2 separate regions of the Homo sapiens genome follow, and region 2 is linked to region 1. Evidence: chromatin contacts called from ENCODE Hi-C or POLR2A ChIA-PET data. All regions are on one chromosome and are shown on one strand. Each heading gives the region's core, a stretch centred on a gene start or an enhancer-like site at or near the end of the contact. The rest is flanking DNA. Distances are from core to core; before and after follow the strand shown.

Region 1 (6,054 bases), core at 1,950-4,449:
GTGCCCGGGGCGAACAATTTGAGAGGCTGAGATCAGCTGTGATCAATCTGAGGCTGGCCTCTGGCCTGTTTCGGAAGGCATCACGCACTGCTTCCTTGATGGGCTGATCCCCCTCCCTGGTGTTAGGGAAGCGAGAGGGAGTGGTGCAGGTGGGGGACTCGGGGCCCCTGTCCGGCCTCGCAGGGTTTGTGGTTTGGGGAAGTATGTGTTATGTGCCATGACTTGAAAGTTCAGAACTTCAAGGCTGGTAAAGATGGGTTGGGGGAGGGGTTCCAAGTAGTTAACAAGCTGGGTTAGGAGCCTTGAGTGCAGTGTGAGCCCAAGGCCAGGGGAGGCATGGCCTGGGGACTGGATTCGAGCCTTGTGGTGACCTTGGATTCAGTTGGGGCTGCTGGACGCTCCCTGGGCTGACAGCGCTGGGCAGAGGCTTGGTTTATGCACTGCCACCCAGCCAGGGGACTGGATGCTGGCCCTGAACCTGTACAAAGCAGCATTTCCTTGTCCTGAAACAAGCTGTGAAGCAGCTGATTCCTCCAGAGGGAAAGGGTTGAAGGAGTCACTGCAGGAACCCACAGAGGCGTGGTGGCATCCAGGAGTAGACCTGGCCCCTGCTACAGGGATGACGCTGACCCGGGCAACATAAAACTAGGTCCAGTTGACAGATGGAAAATGCCTTCTCACAGCGCCTGCAGCAAGACTGGCAGGCAATGGGGCCTCTTCATGGACAAGGCGAGAGAGAGTTACCTTCCAGGAGTGACTGAGAAGGAAGCTGGCATGCCGGGTGCGGTGGCTCCCACATGTAATCCCAGTGCTTTGGGAGGCCAAGGCAGGAGGATCACTTGAGCCCAGGAGTTTGAGACCAGCCTGGGCAACATAGTAAGGCCAAGTCTCTATTTTGAAAACAATATTAAAAACATTTCTAAAGGGGGAGAATAAAAGACTGGCAGCAGAACTTTCACTGGTAACAACTAAATCAGAAAACGGGTCTGTCTATGCCTCACTGTAATATGAACAGGCCTCCAGGCCTGTCCCACTTTTGGTGGCCCCAACCTGGCATGGCTTGGGCACAGCCCCTCAAGGCAGTCACAGGGGAGCCACACCCCAGCCTGGGCCCAGGCAAGGGCACTTACAAAGAAAGAGCCTGCAGGCAGGGGCCTTGCGCTGTTGCTGAGTTAGGAAGGGCTGAGGTCGCTTCCTGTCTGGCTGACCCCAGCTCTGGGTGGACAGAAAGCCCCAGAGTGAGAACAGTTAGGGAGCCCCCAGCCCAGCACCCCCACCTCCACCAGGAGCCAGGAGGACGGCCCACCTGGTTCTCAGCAGAGCGGGCAGAGTGGGGAATGGGACCAGCCCTGTGTGGACTGATGGACATTCCTGCGAGGGGGAGGAACGGGCGGGGCGGGGCGGGGCGGGGCTGGGCTGGGCTGGGTTGGGCTGCTCCCCAAGATCCCGTGGATGAGGCTGTGTCCTCTCAGGCTCCGCATCCATCCCCCTGAGCCACAAAGGGAGGCAGTGTGAGCCTCTGGCCCCTTTTATGTGACGGATACCCACCGGGCCCTGTGGTTTCCAACATCCTGTGGGCGGCCTGGTTTCAGGCGCCTTTGTTGCTCCCCACAGCCGAGGCTGCAGCTGCTGGGTCTGCACTCTGCCTGCCTGGAGCCTCGGGCAGCCTTCTCGAGGGTCCATCGTGTCCTCCCAGCACCCAGCAGGTTCCTGGGTGCTCAGAAAGCATTGTTGGGAGGGAGGGAGAGGAAGGAGGGACAAAAGAAGGTAGGCAGGCAGGGGAATGTGCAGGAGCACTTCTGGTCTGCTGCCTCAGTTCCCTCCCCCCCATCACCCACACAGGCTCTGGGGAACCAGCTAACCCTCCTACCTCCCCTGAGCCACAAGCTGCTCTATGAGTCCAGACCCACTACTCTCCTGCTCTACAACCATTGCTGGCTCCCACTTGCTTGCTGAGGAAAATTCAGACCCCAGGACCCCTGTCCCTTGGCTCCCACCTTGTCACCTCCTTCCCTCAGTGGCCCCATGTTGCTTGCTCCCTGTCCCCAGCGGATGTCCCATACTTTATTGTAATTTTTCTCATGTGGCTTGCTCTGGGCCATGTCCTTCCCCCTCACGCCCTTCCCTGTCAGGGCAGGCCACCCACTGAGGTCCACTTCCAGGGGCCGAGTGCGATCTCCTGCCGCGGACGGCAACATTCTGCTGTTTCCTCTTAGGGTACAGGTGACCTGCCTCTGGGGAGCCCTTTGCTCACAGGAAGATGTTATGGGGCACAGCTGAGTCAGAGGTGCCTACTGGGTGACAGAGAGAAAAGAAAGCAAGAGGTGTTAAAAGAGGGAGCACAGTGGCTCACACCTGTTATCTCCGTGTTTTGGGAGGCCAAGGCAGGAGGATCACTTGAGCCCCAGGAGGTAGAGGCTACAGTGAGCCGAGATCACACCACTGCACTCCAGTCTGGGTGACAGAGCAAGATCCTGTCTCAAAAAATAAATAGGCTGGGCGCAGTGGCTCACGCCTGTAATCCCACCCCTTTGGGAAGCCAAGGTGGGTGGATCACCTGAGGTCAGGCGTTCAAGACCAGCCTGGCCAACATGGCAAAGCCCCTCCTCTGCTAAAAATACAAAAATTAGCGGGGCATGGTGGCGCATGCCCGTAATCCCAGCTACTCAGGAGGCTGAGGCAGGAGAATCTCTTGAACCTGGGAGGGGGAGGTTGCAGTGAGCCGAGATCGTGCCATTGCACTCCAGCCTGGGCAACAGAGCGAGACTCTGTCTCAAATAAATAAATTAAATAAATAAATAAGGAGAGCCACAGGGGTGGCCTGGAGGTGGCAGGGCACAGTCCAGTCCTGCTGGGGTCACCCTCTAGTTGCGTGACCTCAGGCTGCTCACTTGATTTCCTGACCACCCGCCTGAAAACAAGCATTTGTTGATGGCGGGGCAGCTTCCTTTGTGGCGGGATGGAGGTGATGTGTCAACAGCCTTGGCACCAGCCACTTTATCCTGAGCATGCCACCTGCAGGGACACTTAATCCCAGAGTCAAGACCCCCAGCATCGCCCCCGCACTTAACTTGCACGGGGGCGGTGACCAAGCCAGGGTGCCCCGGCTCCTCGATGTGTCTGCGAGGCTGTTGGCTGTTGAAATCAGACAGGAAGGAAGAATGAGGTGGAGCCCAGCACAGGAAGAGGTGAGGACCCGGAGCCACAGGGACAGCCGGTGGGCTCGGTGGGGCTGCAGAAGGTCGGGGCTGCACTGCTCTCGGCCCCCACACGGTTGGTTGGTTGGCGTGGTAAGTGCCCTGATCCCTGGTCCTGAGAACTCAGGCTGGCACAGGGATTCCCAGGGCATCTACCACCACGCAGCTGGAGCAGGGCTGAGCCCAGGAGCATGGAGATGGACGCCCCCAGGCCCCCCAGTCTTGCTGTCCCTGGAGCAGCATCGAGGCCCGGGAGGTAAGTTGGGTCCAGGTGACCTCAGTGCAGGGCAGGGGAGGGAGAAGGGATGCTGGCAGGAAGGACAGTGGCCTTAAGGCCTGAGCTACTCTGGGGAGGGGGACTGGGGAGACTCCACGAGACTCCAAGAAGCTGTCTCCTGGGGCAGGACTGGCTCATGCTGTAGAAAAAAGAGATGTGGCCAGGCACGGTGGCTCACGCCTGTAATCCCAACACTTTGGGAGGCCAAGGTGGGCGGATCACTTGAGGTCAGGACTTTGAGACTAGCCTGGCCAACATGGTGAAACCCCATCTCTACTAAAAATAAAAAATAAATTAGCCAGGCATGTTGGCAGACGCCTGTAATCCCACCCAGCTAGTCGGGAGGCTGAGGCAGGAGAACCGCTTGAACCCGGGAGGCGTAGGTTGCAGTGAGCCGAGATCGAGCCACTGCACTCAATCCTGGGTGACAAAGCGAGACTGTCTCCAAAACAAAACAAAACAAAACAAAAAAGAAAAGAAAAAACAGGTAACTAAGAATGGCCCAGGACAGGTCCCAGGGACAAAACCCAGCTCCCCCAGGTACCAGTGATGGCCCAGGAGAAGCAGGAAGCATCTTGAAGGTGCTGCGGGCAGGCAGTGGTGATGCTGAGCCACGGCCTGGGGAATCGGCAGACCTGGGCACCCTTCCTGGCACTGGGACCCCCCATGGGAGGCTACTTCTCTGGGCCTCAGCACCCCACCTGTAGATGGAGGTGACAGCACAGGAGGGGCGAGGTCATGAGGGGCAGGGAGGGTGCAGGCGCCGCCCCCAGGCGAGTGGGCAGCCCCAGGGCCTCTCCTGCCCACAGCCTTGGGTGAGACAAGGGTCGAGAGAGACGGCAACCGCAGAGGCCTTCTCGGAAGAAGTGCCACTGCCCTGGGCCAGCCTGGGTGTTGGCTGCAGGGTCTTCCCCTATGGCCAGGCTCCAGAGGCCCTGGTGTTTTTCTGGACCCCTCCCTGGAGGTGACCCTGAGCCTGGGGCTCACTGTTGGCCATCACAGGCTGCAGGCTGCACCCCTCTTCTTCTGTCCCAGGGTGCTGGGCTCCCCAGGGCTGGGCCTCTCCACCCCTTGGACTCCAGGGGTCCATGCAGTGAGCAGGGTAGGGCCCTGAGGTGCAGGTGCCACTTCCTTCTTCCTTCGGGAAGGCTTTTGAGCTCAAGTGATGATGCTGGGGCCACCTCGAGAGAACCGAGTCCTGAATTCCAAGGCCCTGGGAGGGGGCAGGGGCAGGATGTGGGAAGAGAGGAGCATCCAAGCAGCCGTGGTGGGAGATACTGGCAGCCCAGGTAGGCAGCCAGCACTGGGAAGTCCCACCCGGGCGCCAAGTGGCAGGGAAGGACCCAGCAGGTCCCGGCAAGGACTGAGGCACAGATCAGGTGGGCGGGTGATGGGCAGAGGCGGCTAGTCCGTCGGGACTGAGGCTTCTCAGGAATGAGGCAGCAGGCCACTTGCTGAGCCTGAGGAACTGGGCTTGAGCCCACACCACACCAGGAAGGCCTCAGGTTCACCTTCGCTCACAGACAAAGCTCTAGGGGTGAAACCTGGTGCTACCTGGGAGGCTCCCGGGGAGGAGGCAGCAGTGGCACCTACTCGTCCCTCTGGCCTCGCCCTGCTCGCAGCAGCTCAAACCAGCTGTGGAGCGACCTCTGGCCTTCAGATCCCCCAAAGCAACCCGAGTCCCACCTGTCCTCAGTCTCTCTGTCTTTCAGCTGCGCTCACAGGGGCCGCCTGACCATCCATAGTGGCGTCTGCGGCCTCGCGACCTCACTCGGCTGAGAGGTCTGTGGAAGGCTCCAGCCTGCCAGGGGGATGTTAGGGCTGCGTGCAGGGCCTGGCAGCGGTGGCAGCCAGGTAACCAGCCCCCATCAGCCTTTGGGGCTGGTCCTGGGAGGTGCTGGCAATGGCAGGGGGGTTGGTTCACCTGCACCCCCTCCTCTGTCCTTCTTAGGGACAGTGTCCAGGATGAAAGCCACGTTTCGTCTGAATGGGGCCTGAGCAGGGATGCCAGATCAGATACAGGACACTTGGTCAAATGTGAATTTCAAATAATCCATTTCTTTGGTATGTCTCCAGTATGACATAAGCTATGCTTATACTAAAAATTATATGTCGTTTATCTGAAATTTAATTATCTGTGGATATCTCATATTTTATCATTATTTTTTGAGACAGTCTCGCTCTGTCACCCAGGCTGGAGTGCAGTGGCGTGATCTTGGCTCACTGCAGCCTCCACCTCCTGAGTTCAGGCGATTCTCCTGCCTCAGCCTCCAGAGTAGCTGGGACTACAGACATCCACCACCACGCCCAGCTAATGTTTGTATTTTTCGTAGAGATGGGGTTTCGCCATGTTGGTCAGGCTGGTCTTGAACTCCTGACCTCAAGGTGATCTGCCCACCTCAGCCTCCCAAAGTGCTAGGATTACAGGCATGAGCCACTGTGCCCAGGTTTGTCTTGTATTTTAATTTGCTGAATCTGGCAACCCTGGACCCAAGGTCATGGGGCCACAAAGATGGGTGTCTGATCAGGAGGGAGTGCTGACTCCCAATACTGAGAGACTAATGAGGCCACAGAGGCAGG
Region 2 (6,054 bases), core at 256-2,755, 560 kb after region 1:
GAATGAATGATGAGTGGGCGAGCCCCGGCTGGCAGGGGGCACATTGTCACTGGATCAGCGCCACAGCTGGGCAGCCCTCTCCGCCGGTCTCCTCTATGGGGGCTGCAAGATAAGAGGTGGGGTCGTCAGCAGCAGAGAAAAGGTCGAGTGCTGACAGGGCTGGGCAGGCCAGGGCACACTTACTGGTGAACTTCTCTCTCCTGCGGCATCGTCTCCAGACCAAAAAGCCAGAAAGCAGCCCCAGCACGAAGGTCAGGCTCAGAGCGCCCCCAAGGATGGGCCAAAGCAGCCGGAAGGGGGCAGGAGGTGCTGCAGCGCCTGGGGGCGGGACTCGGAGTCAGACCTCGCCCCTCTCCAGGCCAGCCCCGCCCCCTAAGACTGAGCCTTCTGCCTTCTCCCAAACGTGGCCTCCTCCCTGACCGGAGCCCCCTCCCAGCTCCCACCTCCTCCCGAATGATTTCCCAGATGCAAAGCTCTCGGCCCCGCTCTGCGCACCAGCCACCCTCCCTCCCAGTCTGGGGTCCGCTGGCCACTGGCCCTGCCCCCCACTCACAGCCCAGGCAGAAGTCGCTGTGCGGTCGCGCCCTGCAAGACGCGCAGTCCATGCACTTGTCCAGGTCCGCGCTCCAGGAGCTGCCGCGGGAGCAGGGGGCGGTGCCTGGGGAGGGGGCCTCGGGTCAGAGGCTGGGGGCGGGACTCGGCTATTCTGGGGTCTGAGGTCAGGGTCGGCCGGCTCGAATAACGTGAGTCACCGGCGCCCTCCCCGCGCATTCCTCACAGGTGACCGCACGGCCCGACCGGGACACGGCAGCTCCGGGAGGGAGGGCGTAGCGCGGGACGCTGGGGGTGGGGGGGGTCAGGTCCCCACAACCCCCCTGCCGCCGGCGGGTGACTCACTCCTGGGCACCGGGCCCGACCCCAGTCCCTCCCCCCGCATAGCTGGGCACTGAAGTCACCGGATGGAAGGGGGCACCCCACATGGTATAGAGGGCACAGACCCTAGTGCCTCTCGACGGCCTCCCCAACTCGTCGATCACTGGGGCTAGTTAGACCCTGTACGGACCAGGCTGGGGGCGTGCCCCTTCCTAGACTAAACATCCCGCCCTCACTCACTTTCTCTCTCCATTCGAAGTACTTCGGACTTGTGGAACTGAAGACCCCCCCCAACCCCAATTGGACGGTGGGAGAAACTGAGGCCCGGATTGTGAATGAAGCTTGGAGAGTGATGGAACTTCCCACAGCCGGGAGCGAGCTGTTTGAAGGCCACCTGACCCCAGATCCCCACATCCGCCTGTTCCCCCAGTTCGGCGCTGTTCTCCAGACACCCAGTCCGGCTCCCGAGCCCCGGCCCGGGGTTCCCCGACCCCGGAGTCCCGCGTACCTGGCGCTTGCTCCCCGGCCACGGAGCGCAGCAACGCCAGCCAGAGCCCCAGCACGAGGAGCCGCAGCAACCGGCGCAGCGAGCCCCGAGCCATAGTGCACGTCCTGCGCCCGCCGCTGTCTGCGCCCGCCGCCGGCCGGCAGGGACCCACGGCCGCCGCCCCGCCCCCGCCCCCGCCTTCCGGGGCGGAGCTCTCGCCTCCGCCCGCCTTGAGGTCCGCTTCGGGACGCCCCGCCCCGCGGCGCCCGCTCAGTTCAGTCATTCATTCAACAAAGTCCTGGCGCGGGAGCTGCCAGGACCCCGCAGGGACGCAGACCCCCTTCCTTGCCCAGCCGGTGATCTAGTCCAGCGTGCGTGGTGTGGGGAAATCAAAAATTAGACACGAGTGCTCGCTTCGGCAGCACATATAGAAATCAGACACGAACGGCCGGACGCGGTGGCTCACGCCTTTAATCCCATCAGTTTGGGAGTCTGAGGCAGGCGGATTACGAGGTCAGGAGTTCGAGAGCAGCCTGACCAACGTGGTGAAACGCCGTCTCTACTCGAAATACAAAAATTAGCCGGGCGTGGTGGCGCGCGCCTGCAATCCGAGCTACTCAGGAGGCTGAGGCAGGAGAATCTCTTGAACCCGGGAGGCAGAAGTTGCAGTGAGCCGAGATCGCGCCACTACACTCCAGCCTGGGCGACAGAGTGAGAGTCCGTCTCAAATAAATAAATAAATAAATAAATAAATAAATAAACAAACAAACAAACAATAAAAAGAAATCAGACACACGACCAATCCATGCAGAGATCACTGCAGCTTCCTTCCCCCCACCTCCCCTTGAGATTGCGTCTCACTCTTGCTCAGCCTGGAGTGCAGTGGTACGATCACGGCTCTCTGGGCTCAGGTGAGCCTCCCACCTCAGCCTCCCAAGTAGCTGGGACCACAGGCCCTGCCCCACCACGTCCGGCTAATTTTTGTATTTTTTGTAGAGACCAGGGTCTTACTATGTTGCCCAGGTTAGCCTGGCCACTACAGCTTTGTTAAGGGCCCGGGGGGTATAACAATTAAACCTGAGGTCAGGAGCTCGAGACCAGCCTGGCCAACTTGGTGAACCCCCGTCTTTACTAAAAATAAAAAAAAGAAAGAAGTTAGCCGGGCGTGGTAGTGGGCGCCTGTAATCTCAGCTACTCGGGAGACTGAGGCAGGAGAATTTCTGGAACCTGGGAGACGGAGGTTGCAGTCAGTCGAGATAGCGCCATTGCACTCCAGACTGGGCGACAGAGAGGGCCTCCATCTCAAAAAACAAAACAGGCCGGGCGCGGTGGCTCACGCCTGTAATCCCAGCACATTGGGAGGCCGAGGCGGGCAGATCACGAGGTCAGGAAATCGAGGCCATCCTGGCTAACACGGTGAAACCCCGTCTCTACTAAAAATACAAAAAAATTAGTCGGGGGTGGTGGCGGGCACCTGTAGTAGTCCCAGCTACTCTGGAGGCTGAGGCAGGTGAATGGCGTGAACCCGGAAGGCAGAGCTTGCAGTGAGCCAAGATCGCGCCACCACACTCCAGCCTTGGCGAGAGAGCGAGACTCCATCTCAAAAACAAACAACAACAACAACAAAAAACCAGCAACATAAAAATAATATTATCTGGCCGGGCGCGGTGGCTTAAGCCGGTAATCCCAGCGCAGTGCGAGGCCAAGGCGGGCGGATCGCTTGAGTCCGGGAGTTCGAGACGCCTGGGCAATATAACAAGACCCTGTCTATACAAAACAAAACATAAATTAGCTGGGCACGGTGGCGTGTGCTGCCTGTAGTCCCAGCTACTCAGGAGGCTGAGGCGGGAGGATCGCTTGAGCCCAGAAGGTCGAGACTGCAGTGAGCCGTGATCGCACCACTGCACTCCAGCCTGGGTGACACAGTGAAAATATTTCTCTAAAATAATACCAATAGTATGCCCTTTAATTTGTACCTTAGGACGTAGTTACATAATAAAATGCAGACTTGTTATCTCCATTTTGCAGAGTAGGAAACGAAGGCTCGGGAAGGTTAGGTGAGTTCCCCATGTCACCGCGCTGCTTAAGTGGTGAAGCGGAGTCTCAAGCTCTGTTCTACCCTAAGCCTGGCGCCCTCACCCTGGGTGAGTCTGGACGTCTGCCAGCCCGAGGCGGGCCCAGCGACCCCAGCCTCCAGCGCCCCCCTCTGACAAGCCTGGGATTCGCACGCCCGCTGCCGTCAGGGACAGGGTCTCTGCCCCTCCTCCGGGGCGGTGGTCCAGTGACGTCACCGCTTCTTTAAGACCCCCGCCTCCGCCCCTGTCCCGACACTCGGCCTAGGAATTTCCCTTATCTCCTTCGCAGGTGAGTCCGGGGCTAGTGTGCGTGTTGGAGAGACGCCTCTTGGGGCCGGGTGCAGGGTGGTGGCGGCGTGGGTAGGGGTGCGTGCGAACTCGGGCTGCGGCCACCTGGATGGGCGAGTCCCTGAGGGGGTCGGCCGGTCCGCGCCCAAGCCTCCGAGGTGATAGGGTCCTTCGGGGCTCCCAAGGGTTAAACGCCCCTCCCCCCTCCCCAGGGACAAAGACTCCGAAACCCCTGGCGCCCCTCCCCCACCTGCCTTGCCTCTCGGGGCGGGGCGCCCCTCCCCCCTCCCCCTCACCTGGGGGAGCGGACCTTGCGGCCACTGCAGCTATAGAACCCCTCCAGGGCGCGCGGCTCCCAGGCTGGGGTGGTCGGGTGGGCCGGGGCGCCCTCGGACAGAGTCTTTTTCATGCAGTGCATGAAAAAGAAAGGGGCAGGGGCACACTCAGAGGGGAGAGGCCTGGGCGCCTATACCAGCGCGGCCCCGACCCTAACTCGGCCAGAGGCCTAAGGGCCGGACCTGAGCGCTGGGGCACCGTGCCCCAGCCAGTCTCCCCAAGGTGGTCTGCTCCGCCCAGGCCTGGGGCCCCCGGCTAATGAGTAGAGCCTGCCCTCCGACCGCTGCCGGCCGGGAAAAGTTTAGGTCCAAGCCGTACAATGAAAGTACTCTGGGCAGTGGGAGGCCACAGCCCGGCCCTAGTCAGAAGTGATTCCCTCCACGACCTCCAACACTGAGGGGACACAGGTGCAGGCCAGGTGGCGGTGGGAGAACTGGTGTTGAGGGGAGTCTAGCACGGCATTTTCGTCTAGAATTCATAGGAAAAGGCCCTCAGCCTTGAGGCTATGCTCTCCGGCGCCTAGGGCAGGTCAGAAGGGTGGGGCCAGGGAGTTATCCACTGGCTTTGGGGGAGGAACTGCTTTTAGATGGGGGATTAATGATGCTTTTCTTCATCTCTCCTGGTCCTGGTGTCTGCCAGCCTGGGGTGTGGAACCAAGTTGTGAGGGACATTGGGTGGTGGGAGGAAGCTTAGGATCTCCAATCTTAGTGTTGAAATTAACAAGTTTTGGTTGGGCACGGTGGCTCACACCTGTAATCCCAGCACTTTGGGAGGCTTGAGGCGGGCAGATCACCTGAGGTCAGGAGTTCGAGACCCGCCTGGCCAACTTGATGAAACCCTGTTTCTACTAAAAATACAAAAATTAAGACCAGGTGTGGTGGCTCATGCCTGTAATCCCAGCACTCTGGGAGGCTGAGGCGGGAGGATCACGAAGTCAGGAGATCGAGACCATCCTGGCTAACACAGTGAAACCCCGTCTCTACTAAAAATACAAAAAAATTAGCCGGGCGTGGTGGTGAGCGCCTGTAGTCCCAGCTACTCGGGAGGCTGAGGCAGGAGAATGGCGTGAACCGGGGAGGCAGAACTTGCAGTGAGCCGAGATCCCGCCACTGCACTCCAGGCTGGGCGACAGAGCGAGACTCCGTCTTAAAAAAAAAAAAAAAAAATTAGCCGGGCGTGGTGGTGTGCACCTGTAATCCCAGCTACTTGGGAGGCTGAGGCAGGAGAATCGCTTGAACCTGGGAGGCAGAGGTTGCAGTGAGTGGAGATGGCACCACTGCACTCTAGCCTGGGCCACAGAGCGAGACTCCTCGTCTCAAACAAACAAACAAAACAAATGGACAAGTTTTGAGCCTTAAACTCAGGGCTAGAATTGAACCATTCTACACGGAAACTGCTTGGAAATCGCACCGTCCTGTCATCCTGCTTTTTGCCGCCTTGCAGCCTGATCACTGGCTCTGGCCTTGGACTGTCATTGTATAGGTTTCATCCTGTTATCTTTCATTTGCATTCAGGATAGCCAGGGCAGGGCTGCTTGCACAGTCACTGTCATCAGCCAGTGCCTGTCACATAACTAGAAAGAATAATAAATGCTAAAGCATTAAGTGTCCATTTTGCCCACGAGAAGTGAGGCTCAGGGAGCATGTCTTGACTGAGTTCCAGGATGTGATGACCACTTTCCAGGGTGCATGCCCCTAGAGTCCTGTCCACATGTGGCCTGAGGTCTGGGCCTGCCAGGCCTCACCTTGTTGTGCTTCTGTCCCAAACACAGTGCAGCTCCTTCAACCTCGCCATGGCCTCTGCCGGAATGCAGATCCTGGGAGTCGTCCTGACACTGCTGGGCTGGGTGAATGGCCTGGTCTCCTGTGCCCTGCCCATGTGGAAGGTGACCGCTTTCATCGGCAACAGCATCGTGGTGGCCCAGGTGGTGTGGGAGGGCCTGTGGATGTCCTGCGTGGTGCAGAGCACCGGCCAGATGCAGTGCAAGGTGTACGA

The links. A loop is a pair of places that touch in the nucleus more often than their neighbours do. ChIA-PET counts read pairs that join two places held with the same protein, here RNA polymerase II (POLR2A). Pooled maps may share reads with other maps.
Region 2: a loop to region 1 is called in a pooled map, with 3 times the contacts of the local background. The contact joins the promoter of TNFRSF12A here to the promoter of NLRC3 in region 1. A Hi-C loop is called at or near these places in 4 of 50 pooled maps. POLR2A ChIA-PET finds 5 or more read pairs at or near these places in 2 of 52 experiments (activated B cell and activated CD4-positive, alpha-beta T cell).

What each region holds. Positions count from the first base shown.
Region 1 is chr16:3,574,548-3,580,601 of GRCh38, reverse strand. NLRC3 (NLR family CARD domain containing 3) reads left to right here and starts at 3,199. Exons shown (of 20, transcript NM_178844.4): 1 at 3,199-3,453. It overlaps LOC105371060 (a long non-coding RNA gene), which reads right to left and starts at 3,099. Exons shown (of 2, transcript XR_001752061.3): 1 at 1,549-3,099; 2 at 1-1,215. RefSeq lists a silencer at 1,316-1,415 and enhancers at 1,856-2,035, 2,066-2,115.
Region 2 is chr16:3,015,819-3,021,872 of GRCh38, reverse strand. It overlaps TNFRSF12A (TNF receptor superfamily member 12A), which reads right to left and starts at 1,505. Exons shown (of 4, transcript NM_016639.3): 1 at 1,382-1,505; 2 at 554-658; 3 at 184-318; 4 at 1-102. The coding sequence starts at 1,475. The coding sequence ends at 47. CLDN6 (claudin 6) reads left to right here and starts at 3,690. Exons shown (of 2, transcript NM_021195.5): 1 at 3,690-3,724; 2 at 5,831-6,054. The coding sequence starts at 5,852. RefSeq lists enhancers at 1-437, 1-1,176, 1,083-1,727, 2,496-3,091, 3,689-4,285 and 1 more and silencers at 417-586, 1,437-1,656.